3 separate regions of the Homo sapiens genome follow, and regions 1 and 3 are each linked to region 2. Evidence: chromatin contacts called from ENCODE Hi-C data. All regions are on one chromosome and are shown on one strand. The core of a region is the stretch at or near the end of the contact, and the rest is flanking DNA. Distances in the headings are between cores, read along the strand shown. Region 1 has its middle 40 kb from the start of FASLG. Region 2 holds the start of DARS2 (aspartyl-tRNA synthetase 2, mitochondrial). Region 3 holds the start of PIGC (phosphatidylinositol glycan anchor biosynthesis class C).

Region 1 (3,098 bases), core at 354-2,853, 1.1 Mb before region 2:
GGAGTTTCTGATAAGCAGCTAATTAGGGGGAAGAATGAAGTGTTTAACGTTAGAAACAGTGAGTTTCAGTATGTAGTGAGGGCCATATCCAGTTTAGGAGTGAGTGCAGTTGGTTTGGTTCTGAGCACACTGAGTTTGAGGTCCAGGGGTACTTTAACAGGGAGGTGTTCTGTGAAATTGGTAGGACTGACACACAGGAGAGATGTCAGGGCCAGAGAGGCAATTGGGGAATTACCTGTATGTTTGAAGATTTGAGAGGTGATGGAGAAACATGTGGAGTGACAAGAGCAAAAAAGGTTGAGGATAGAGCCTTGGATTATACCTGATTGGTGAATGGAAAGAGGATGTAAAACCAATGAAAAAGAAAGATTAACACATGCCATAGAAAAATTGTGACAATATAGGCTCTTGCATGCCAAGGCAGATTAAATTTTGGAAGGAAAACATGGTGATGAGTGCCTACGGCTAATGAGAGATAGGAGCATGAGGGCTCTGATTTGGGGACCAGGAACCACTGGGAACATTGGAGACAATTGTTTCATTGAGGTGATGTGGACTGGAACTAAGTGCCTACATACAGGGAGTGATTCAGTGGTGACAAAACAGGGGAGATGAGGACAGATAACCTTTCAAAAAATATAGGCAGGAAATGAAAGAGAAAAAGAACTCCAGAGTTGATGTCAGAGTTTCATATGCCAGTGAAACAAACTTCAGAGCTCCTCACTACTCTGGGCCTGGAAGGCCGTGAATTTTGTGATGATACCATAAATGGTATTCATCAGCTTTTTAAAAATGTGCAATTTGTTATGATTTCTCTTCTTATTCTAAATAAATGCTCACATTGGTACCTAATTTTGTATTTGTAATTTGTAATATTCTTTTTTCTAAAAGATGCCACCAAAATTGTTTAAGTTTTAGGTTGCCTAAACCTGAATACTCTCTGGCAAGGATGTATGTTACAGATTCATCAGTAAGGGAATTTCTTCTCTCCTGTCCTCTCAGGCCCAAGAAAAGTTTTGGTAGAGATGAATTCCAACTCTACCAGTGAACATGCTAGCATGCTGGTCTTGACTAAGCAGATACAGCAGTTATATCACTCTGAAAGTTGAAAGGGTACTTTATTTTGGCTCCTTCCAGTTTAGGCCTTTCCTCCTTTCCTTTAACCTCCCATTAGCACAAATTGGTTGATCCAGAAGGTACTCTGGAAAATACCTTTGGAGTGGTATTTGGTGATCCTTCGGGTTCTTTGTCAACTTGAGGTTCTTTATTTGTTTCAAAGAGCAGGCCTTCAAGGTATCTGTGCCCAGATGGGGGAAGGTGGCAGGAAGGCAATGGTGACAAGGAAGAGTGACTAGTTCTGAGGGAGGATAAGGACAGGGGACAGCATAGGAGGTTTGGTCCAGATGAGGGGTCAGAGGTGAGGTAACTGGGTTTTCTGGGGTGGCCAAGAACACAGGCCAGGACTGATAGGATGAGGGAAGAGTTAAAGCTGTACCTGGGAGGATACATAAGAGAGAGAGAGCATGGAAGGTGAGGTAGTGTCAGGGGTGAGTGTGTCTGCCTCAGAGATGCCTCCGGAGAAATTCTCTCACAGGAAGCCTTGTCTGATCACTGACTCATTGTGTGGCCGGCTTTTCCTGTGCTTCAGTTTCCCCTCTGTAGATGAGAAGCACCGCAGAGGGCTACAGAAAGGAAAGTCTAAGAAAAACAGAACACAGCACTGGTAGTATAGAAATTCTTCTATGGTTCCTATGGTAATAATCCTTAGCTGAAGATAAAAAAAAAAAGTGAGCAAAATACATGTCCACTTTGTTAGATATATTGCAAATTGAGATCTTTATCTTCCAGGGGATTGTCACTAAAAGAGATAATTTTCTCAAGAAAACTCCAAGTTTCAGGGTCCTCAGTTTGCCATTGACATGCAGAAGTTGAATTAGGCACAATTTTTGTAGTAAGGAAAGAAATGGTAAACAAATATTAGGTCATTTATTCAAAATAACATGTACTGAGTGCTCACTATGTGCCAGTGTCCCCACTTTATAATAGTTGCTAAGACTTCAAAGCTGGAAAGGGTATATTTAGCCTTATACGAGTATGGCAGAGAGAAAGGAATTGCAGCTATTTACAGTTGCATGAGCTACAGGCTCTACTCCAGAGGCATGTGCCAGGTGCTCTGAGTGATCCCAAAAAAGAGCCCTGAACAGAGCGGACATAAGCCAGAGTTTCACAAAGACAAGTTTCACAAAGAAACTGACGTGTGGGCTGGGCTCTGGAAGTGTTAAATGAGAAGGGGCCGAGTAGCAAAATGAAGGGTGGGAGGACATGGGAGGAGGATTTTCCACTTTGGCAGGAAACCTCAAGTCAGACTATTTGAGTAACAATTCCTTAGAAACTGACAATATGTTGATACATCTTCATATGTCTTGGGAACATTTTCTAGACCCTTGTCCCCACTGGAGCCCCAACACACATTTCTATTTAACTCACTCCTTTGTCCAAAAGCATTCAGTAGCTTCACAATGATTATGAAAATGATCCAAACCCCTCTTCTGGAATATGATGCCCTGCCTGATTTTGACCCGTCTTGAGCAGCTCTTCTCTTCACCCACTTGATTTTTATCGCTCATTATGTGACTGGCTACTTCTCATTCTCCAGGTTTCCATGTAAATTTCCTCTCCCCGAAGAGGACTTGACTGACCTGCTTATCTAAGTAGGCTCCTCATACTCCATCCTGATTTTTCTATATTATTGTATACTATAAGTAAAATATTTGTTGGATAAATTGAATGTTGATTGAAATAATAGTAATACAGCATTTACTGAATTCTTACTATATGCAATTCAGTATACTATAAGACAACCATATTGTACCAACACTATGCTTACTTCTTTATAAACATTGCCTCATTTTGTTCTTACAATAAACTTGTGAAATAAGTACTAGTATTATTATTCCTATTGTACAGAAGAAGAAACTGAAACTTAAGAGAGGCCAAGCAAATTAGCCCAGGAAACACAGCTGGCGATAGAGTAACAGGCTTAGAAATCAGAAAATCTAACCTCAGAGTCTACCCTTTTAAACATATCTACTTAAATC
Region 2 (3,385 bases), core at 38-2,537:
AGGTTTTGTATACAACATTGGGGGGTGGGGGGATGGGAGTGAAGAAAGTTCCAGTAGACAATTCTTTAAGAGGTTAAATGACAGCCCTATACCCAAACATGCACCCCCTACTCTAGACAGATGATCACTCTACTGTTCTCCCTGCCTTTTTATTCACCTTATCGCCAATTAAAAACACTTCTCTACTCCCGTTTGTCTCAGTAAATCTTATCCATTTTCCATGTGCCATCTCCTCAGAAGTTTTCCTGAGCTTGGCAGGGCTAGTTCTCTTGACAATTCCACTTGCAGTTGTGGTTCACAGCACACAAGTAAAGCTTTGTTGTTTCTCTTGTGATTAGTCCGTGAAGGGGCTCTGACTTGATCACTTTTCTACATTGCCACCAATACCTAAATCCAACCGCCCCAATGCCAATACTTAGCCAGTGTTAAGCACGTAGTGTTTAAACACACCTCAACACGCAAGTATTGTAAGATAATGACCACACAACAGGGCAAATACAAAGTTAAAGCAGGTCCGGGACCAATACAAAGCATCTTTACCAATAAAATGCCGTGATGACGCTGTCACCCATTCCGGATTCACGAATCATTCTTCAAAAGTCCGGCTCCAAAACTATGTGGAGACTGAAATCCCCTGAAGAAAAAAAAAAAAAACCGCCAAAATGACAGCTAAGACAGAGGCCAGACTAACCCCTGGCCCTCCCAAATTCCCTCTCGCTCCACAAGTGGGTTCACAAGAGACACAAACGCACCCAGGAAGACCTCCGCTCCCTCAGACGCGGGGCGGGCCCTGCGACTTCACTCTGGGAGGGACATTTCCGCTCACCCAGCTCTGCGACCCTCGCTCCTGCGGAGTCAGCTTCTGCTCGCGGAGGGGGAAGGGCAAAAGGACAGTGCGTCCCAACCCGTCCCTCTCCAGCTGAGCCTGTCAGAGACCAGCCCAGCTCTGAAATCAAGCCGTTGAGAAAAGGGAATTCGGCCCTCCGCCGCCTCTTCAGTTTAAAATCGTTTCCCGACTCGCTCTGCGGCCCCACGCAGGAAGCCTCCTTGGCGCCTCGCCGATTCCGTATCAGTGAAGCAACTAAAATTGCCATTTTAACTGAGGGCAAGGCCGAGCCACTTAACCACTATCGTCAACCTTTCCAATCGTGCTCGGTTGCTCCTCAGTTTTCCTACCGGTGCGAAGCTTTCTCTCAAATTTCCGCCCGTAGTAGGCATGGCGGCGGCACCTCACCACTGATTCGTTGAATTCCTTCCCGGTAATCTTGGGCACTAGCGGGCGGAGTTGAAGGGCGCTTGGACCCCAGCGGCGATCTGTGTTTGGGTTCGCGCTCTGGGAGAATTTTGGCTTTGCTCGCCTTCCTCTTTCAGAAGACTCGAAATCGGCCAGCAGGTCTGCGAGATTTGAAACGCGACTGTTACTCCTTGTTTTCCGGTTCTGGCCGCGGGAGCCTCTCGAGAAGCGTGGAAAGAGGAGAAGGGCGTATACCTTGTGACCGCCTCTGGTTGTCTTGGGCTCGCGCCTGGCGCCGCTACGTGGAGTCGCTCTCTCGTCGTCACTTTTGGCTGCCGACTTGTTGAGTAGAAGTGCAGACTGATGCTTTAAGACTCAGGGAGAGGTCTTTCCCTTATCTCCACCCCAGCAAGCACCCCAGAGACCTTGGAGATTTGTCTTGTTTCTAGACACGTGTACTCCAATGTTGTGCGGAGGAGGCCTTAAATATTCGAGAAGAGAGTGGGAACTCCTGGAATTTTAAGGGATTTCTGTGTATTTCCAAAACTGACTTTTAACTACCGGCAGCGTGGGATTTCGTGATTGTTTTTCGCCATCGTGTGGCTCCAACATGTACTTCCCTTCTTGGTTAAGTCAGCTGTACAGGGGTTTATCCAGACCCATCAGAAGGACCACCCAACCGATCTGGGGTTCTCTCTACAGAAGTCTGTTGCAGAGTTCACAGAGGAGAATTCCAGGTGAAAATAGCGAAGAGATCTATCCTATGAACAGTACTTCAGCCTGTTATCTACGGCCGGAGAGCTTTTATTCCATTTTTCATTTTTTCCCCCATTATTATTATTATTATTATTATTATTATTATTATTTGAGACGGAGTCTCGCTCTGCTGCCCAGGCTAGAGTGAAGTGGCGCGATCTCCGCTCACTGCAAGCTCCGCCTCCCGGGTTCACGCCATTCTCCTGCCTCAGCCTCCCGAGTAGCTGGGACTACAGGCGCCCGCGACCACGCCCGGCTAATTTTTCTGTATTTTTGGTAGAGCCGGGGTTTCACTGTGTTAGCCAGGATGGTCTCGATCTCCTGACCTCGTGATCCACCCGCCTCCGCCTCCCATAGTGCTGGGATTACAGGCGTGAGCCACCGCGCCCGGCTTTTCCCCTGTTCTTAACTGGATAGCCTTATGTGTAGAAGCGAAATTCACTCTCATTATATTCATTATACGGCAGTTTTTTTTCCCTGAGTTTTTAGAAAGACCACAAAAAGGTAACCACGTAATATATAGAATACTCTGCTTTTGGTTGATGCCTTAAAAAAATCCTTCTTCGGCCGGGCGCGGTGGCTCACGTCGTTAATCCCAGCACTTTGGGAGGTCGAGGAGGGCGGATCACGAGGTCAGGAGATCGAGACCATCCTGGCTAACACGGTGAAACCCCGTCTCTACTAAAAATAAAAAAAAAATTAGCCGGGCGTGGTGGCGGGCGCCTGTAGTCCCCGCTGCTGGGGAGGCCGAGGCAGGAGAATGGCGTGAACCTCGGAGGCGGAGCTTGCAGTGAGCCGAGATCGCGCCACTGCACTCCAGCCTGGGCGACAGAGCGAGACTCCATCTCAAAAAAAAAAAAAAATCATTTTTCACAGAATTATAATAGTGTTTTCTAGTGTACAAGTGGCTGTTAAACACTAGATTCATACTAAAGCTAAATAGTTCCTACACCGTCCATTTCTGCAGTTTCTAAAATCCTATTTCATTTGAGGAAGAAATGTGCAATATTAAGAATTGGGTAATTAGGATTTTAGGTCAATGCAAATGCTAGAAGATCAAAAAAATTTTGATTTCCTAACACAAGACAGAAATTTACATTCAGTTATTCACTTGGCTTTTGACACATTTGCAGGTAAATTTAATAGTGAATGAATTAAATTACATACTCTGACTTATTTTATTTTATAAATTTCCCCTGTAGCCCTGACATACCTAAGATATATTTTGAGAATTTTCATTTTTAAGCAACCTGCAAGTGATGTATTTTTAATCTTGCCTTTTAAAGTTTCTTTTTTTTTTTTTTTTTAAAGAATTCAGTAGCTTTGTTGTCCGGACCAACACATGTGGAGAGTTGCGTTCGTCTCACTTAGGCCAAGAAGTCACCTTGTGTGGAT
Region 3 (3,508 bases), core at 765-3,264, 1.4 Mb before region 2:
CCAAGCATACAGAAGCAAAGATGGCCATGTTCAAGGATAGTGTGCTGGATACAATGGCAGCATTGGCACCATAGTCAAAAAAGATGAGATGGCCTAACAGCATGAAGACTGACATGGCATAGATGGTGTCAGTGCTGACAGACTCTGTAAGGGTCTTCAGCACTGGTGAAAACCCATAAGTGAAAGTAATGAAGACTAGGGCACTCTTCAGGTCAGCCCACCGGGTCTGCCCACTCTTCTTCCGCCCTTCACCTCCATCAATGAGATCAAACAAAACATACCCAATCAGTGAAGAAGCCAGACCAGTCCCTAAAAGCCAATGGGGGGCCAGAAGACCCTCATCCATATACCACCAGATAACCACAAAAACACAAACACTGCACAGCTGCTGGATCACCACACTGGACTCAAATACCACAGCCCAATATTGGTATTTCCGAGCATGGATGTTTTTCCGGAGCTCTTCCAGGAATCGCCGGTCCACATAGTTATCAGGAAAGGGCTGTCGCTCATACAAGACCTTCTGCCACTTGACCTCCTTGGTGTTAGTCACAGGTTGAGCATACATTATCCTTTCATTCAAACTCAGGCCAGTTTAATCATCGCCCTCACAGAAGTCCAGGTGGTTCTTGTTCTTTATGAAGTTTTGAAATGAGACCTCCCTGGAAATTCCATGCTGTGTTGATGTTCTACCAACCTTTCCTTGTTTTCAAAGGCAGGGGCTAGGCCTACAATAGATGAATTTGTCTCTGAGGCAGGACAACACAGCCAAGTTCCTAGAAAAAGAGAGACTGTGAACCTACGAAAGTTGTGAAAGGTCAAGAGTAGTACTGAGATAAAGTCAAATCAACTCAGTTTACTAAAAGTCTGAGAAAAATGTATGTGGTAGTCACCTTATGGGACATTAAAACTGCATTTCAGATTTGAAAATTATAATTCCTTGAATAATAATAGACATCTGTTAGCTATCGCTTATTGAGTACCTACTATGTGCTAAGTGCCTTATGTATCTTCTTTCACTTAATCCTCACCACCTTGTAAGTTAGTATTAGTCCTGCTTTGGTAAAAAAGCTGAGATTCAAGATGCTTAAGTAACTTTGCCCTAAGGTAACAGAGCAGAGCCAGGATTCAAACCAAAGTCTTATCCCAAAGCCTGTGTCTCACATTGTATCTCCCTCTAAAGCAGTTCTTAACTCAGTGGTTCACATATCCCTTAGGTATATCACATTGCATGCTTATATCTGGATTTGTGTAAATTTATAGGGATAATATCCATAGTTTTTATTGGTTCTCAAAGGCATGTTATTTGTATTTTTTAAGTTACCAATCCAAAGACAATAGTAAGCTGCACCATACAGAAAGGTATGAGCTCTATAGTTTAACCAAAATCAAAGCCTCAAAGAAACTAGACTCTTCTTCCATTAGCTGAGCTTAGCATCCTTTAAAGAGCTATCAATCTACTCAAAACAAGGAAACTCTTGAGAGGATCGAAGAAGATAATCATTCCTTTTTCACAATGAGAAAACTAAGAGTCAGAAACACCACAGCCATCCGGCAAATTTGAGAAAAAAAAAATTCATATTGCCCGACTTTATTTCTTCCATGATAGACCACAACAAATATTGCTTGGCAAGCCAGACACCGTTACCCCCTCTGCAGCAGGGATCCCAGCCCGGGAATCTTAAGGCCGCCGCCGGGGTTGGAGGGTCTGCGACGCCCAAAAGGGCAGCGCCCGCCCGCAGAGTGGGGCTGGGAGGGGACGGGGTAGGGTAGGGTGACCCCAGGGTGCGCCTTCACTCTTCTGGCACCCCATTTGGCTTTTTGGGTGGGCCTCCCACTTCCGCCGCCGCCCCTCACTCAGCCTTGGGTCTGCGGGAGGCAGCAGAGGAAAAGGAGCCCCGGAAACACTGACCGTTACACGGAACCCACCTACCCGAGAGTTCCTAGGGTTGCGCAGCTGGGGGACGGCGGCACCCAGCCTTTTTCCCGCTTCGGGGCGCCGGGGCTGCGACTGTGGCCAAGCACTTCCGGGTCCGCCGCAATCTCCTTAGCGAGGGCACCCTTCCCCGGCTGGAACCATCGCGACGTGACTGCTGCCCCCTCCTGGCTGCTCGAAGGACCTCCGGTCTCCTCTCCTGGAGACTGGCCCAAACCCGAATGCTCTGAGCCTAGGAAGGCAAATCCCCAGCAATCCCCTATTGAAAGATGGGATGTGCCATCTGAAGGACTGGGTAAGGCAAGAGAGGACAAGGAAAGAGGCTGGGCCAGTAGGTGAGAGATAATGGCCGCTTTTGTTGCGCTCCTTTATTAAGTCAGGCCCTCAGCTGGGACTTCCCGTGCATCCATGCGTTCATTCCACAGATACTGATTGAATGCCTGCATGTAACAAGCCATGCTTGGGGTGCTCATGATACAGCCGTGAATGAAACACACAAAAATTGCTGCTCTCATGAAACTCTCTTTTTTGGTGCATTGACCTTTACACTGATTATATCATCTCCCCCCTCAAAGAGGACAAATCTAAGGCTCAGATAAGTTGTATTTGTCCAAAGACAGGCACCTGGGAAGTAGATGAACAGAGATCAATATCCAGTTGTCTATAGCTTCAAAGCTTGGTTTTTTTCCTCTTTACCTCCTAAAAGAAGTGAGGACAAGATTGCTAATTAAACTGAGTTCATGGAAATATTAAAGGATATATAAACAGAAGGAAGTAATAAAGAAACAAAGGGATGTAGTAAAACACAGGATACAGTGGAAATAAAAGTCAGAAAACATGACCCATTTACTAGCTCAGTGACTCAAGGCAAATCACACTACCTGAGCTTTGATTTCTTCATCAGTAAAATGGAGATGACATTATTTGCACTTGGCTACTTTATAGGATGGTTAAAGAGTTAAATATAAAAATGGTTTGTAAAGTGTTCACTATATGGCTGCTATTAGCTGACTTTGGCCATCGTAATGATAGCAATGTTTAAGTGTGATATATTCTGTAAAATGTTCTCTATTTCCCTCTAGGCTTCTGTTCCAAAATTTGACAAGATTCCTTGGCTTAGTGAGGCCAGCCTTGTAAACAAGCCATTAGTGCTCAGCCTTCCCAGAAGGTAACCTCTCAGCCACCGAGGGCAAAAGTTTTACGAAACATCTCACAGAAGATGATTTCTTCTTAAGGGATGGGGACAATTATCAGAGGGCACATTTGATCCATTGAGAAACTCAAGTCAAGTGCTTTAAAAATAGAAATAATCCGGGTTTCTCAGAAAAAAATGATCACTGAGTATAGGCCTGGCTAGAGGAGATGAGATCTCAAAATTTTTCCCTCTCCACCACTACCACTCAACAGTATAAGATAATTTTTCCCCTAGACACTGTCTCTCAAAACACTTCCATCCTCTTTCTCACCCCACATTTTCTCCACTGCTGTAGTCTGAAATTTTCACATTTTTACCATCAAAAGTCTAGAACAGTAAGTTCCCATCTTTATAGAATAGTAACTCTGTATGTAACT

What was found. A loop is a pair of places that touch in the nucleus more often than their neighbours do. Pooled maps may share reads with other maps.
Region 1: a pooled map shows a loop between it and region 2 (4-fold over the local background). The contact joins the enhancer-like site here to the promoter of DARS2 in region 2. A Hi-C loop is called at or near these places in 2 of 50 pooled maps.
Region 3: a loop to region 2 is called in a pooled map, with 4 times the contacts of the local background. The contact joins the promoter of PIGC here to the promoter of DARS2 in region 2. A Hi-C loop is called at or near these places in 7 of 50 pooled maps.

Annotation. Positions count from the first base shown.
Region 1 is chr1:172,697,773-172,700,870 of GRCh38, forward strand. No RefSeq gene overlaps it. Among named protein-coding and RNA genes, the nearest start is that of FASLG, 40 kb to the left of the region's middle. Within about 2 kb of position 1,604, at least 7 of the 41 ENCODE cell types and tissues checked have a DNase peak (open chromatin) inside an H3K27ac peak, as active enhancers do.
Region 2 is chr1:173,823,386-173,826,770 of GRCh38, forward strand. DARS2 (aspartyl-tRNA synthetase 2, mitochondrial) reads left to right here and starts at 1,288. Exons shown (of 17, transcript NM_018122.5): 1 at 1,288-1,971; 2 at 3,302-3,385. The coding sequence starts at 1,845. It overlaps CENPL (centromere protein L), which reads right to left and starts at 1,498. Exons shown (of 6, transcript NM_001387287.1): 1 at 827-1,498; 2 at 541-634. RefSeq lists enhancers at 775-1,014, 992-1,510, 1,245-1,804, 1,511-2,028, 2,670-3,183.
Region 3 is chr1:172,442,055-172,445,562 of GRCh38, forward strand. It overlaps PIGC (phosphatidylinositol glycan anchor biosynthesis class C), which reads right to left and starts at 2,015. Exons shown (of 2, transcript NM_153747.2): 1 at 1,934-2,015; 2 at 1-776. The coding sequence starts at 568. C1orf105 (chromosome 1 open reading frame 105) reads left to right here. Exons shown (of 7, transcript NM_139240.4): 2 at 3,019-3,104. RefSeq lists enhancers at 1,847-2,370, 2,094-2,403.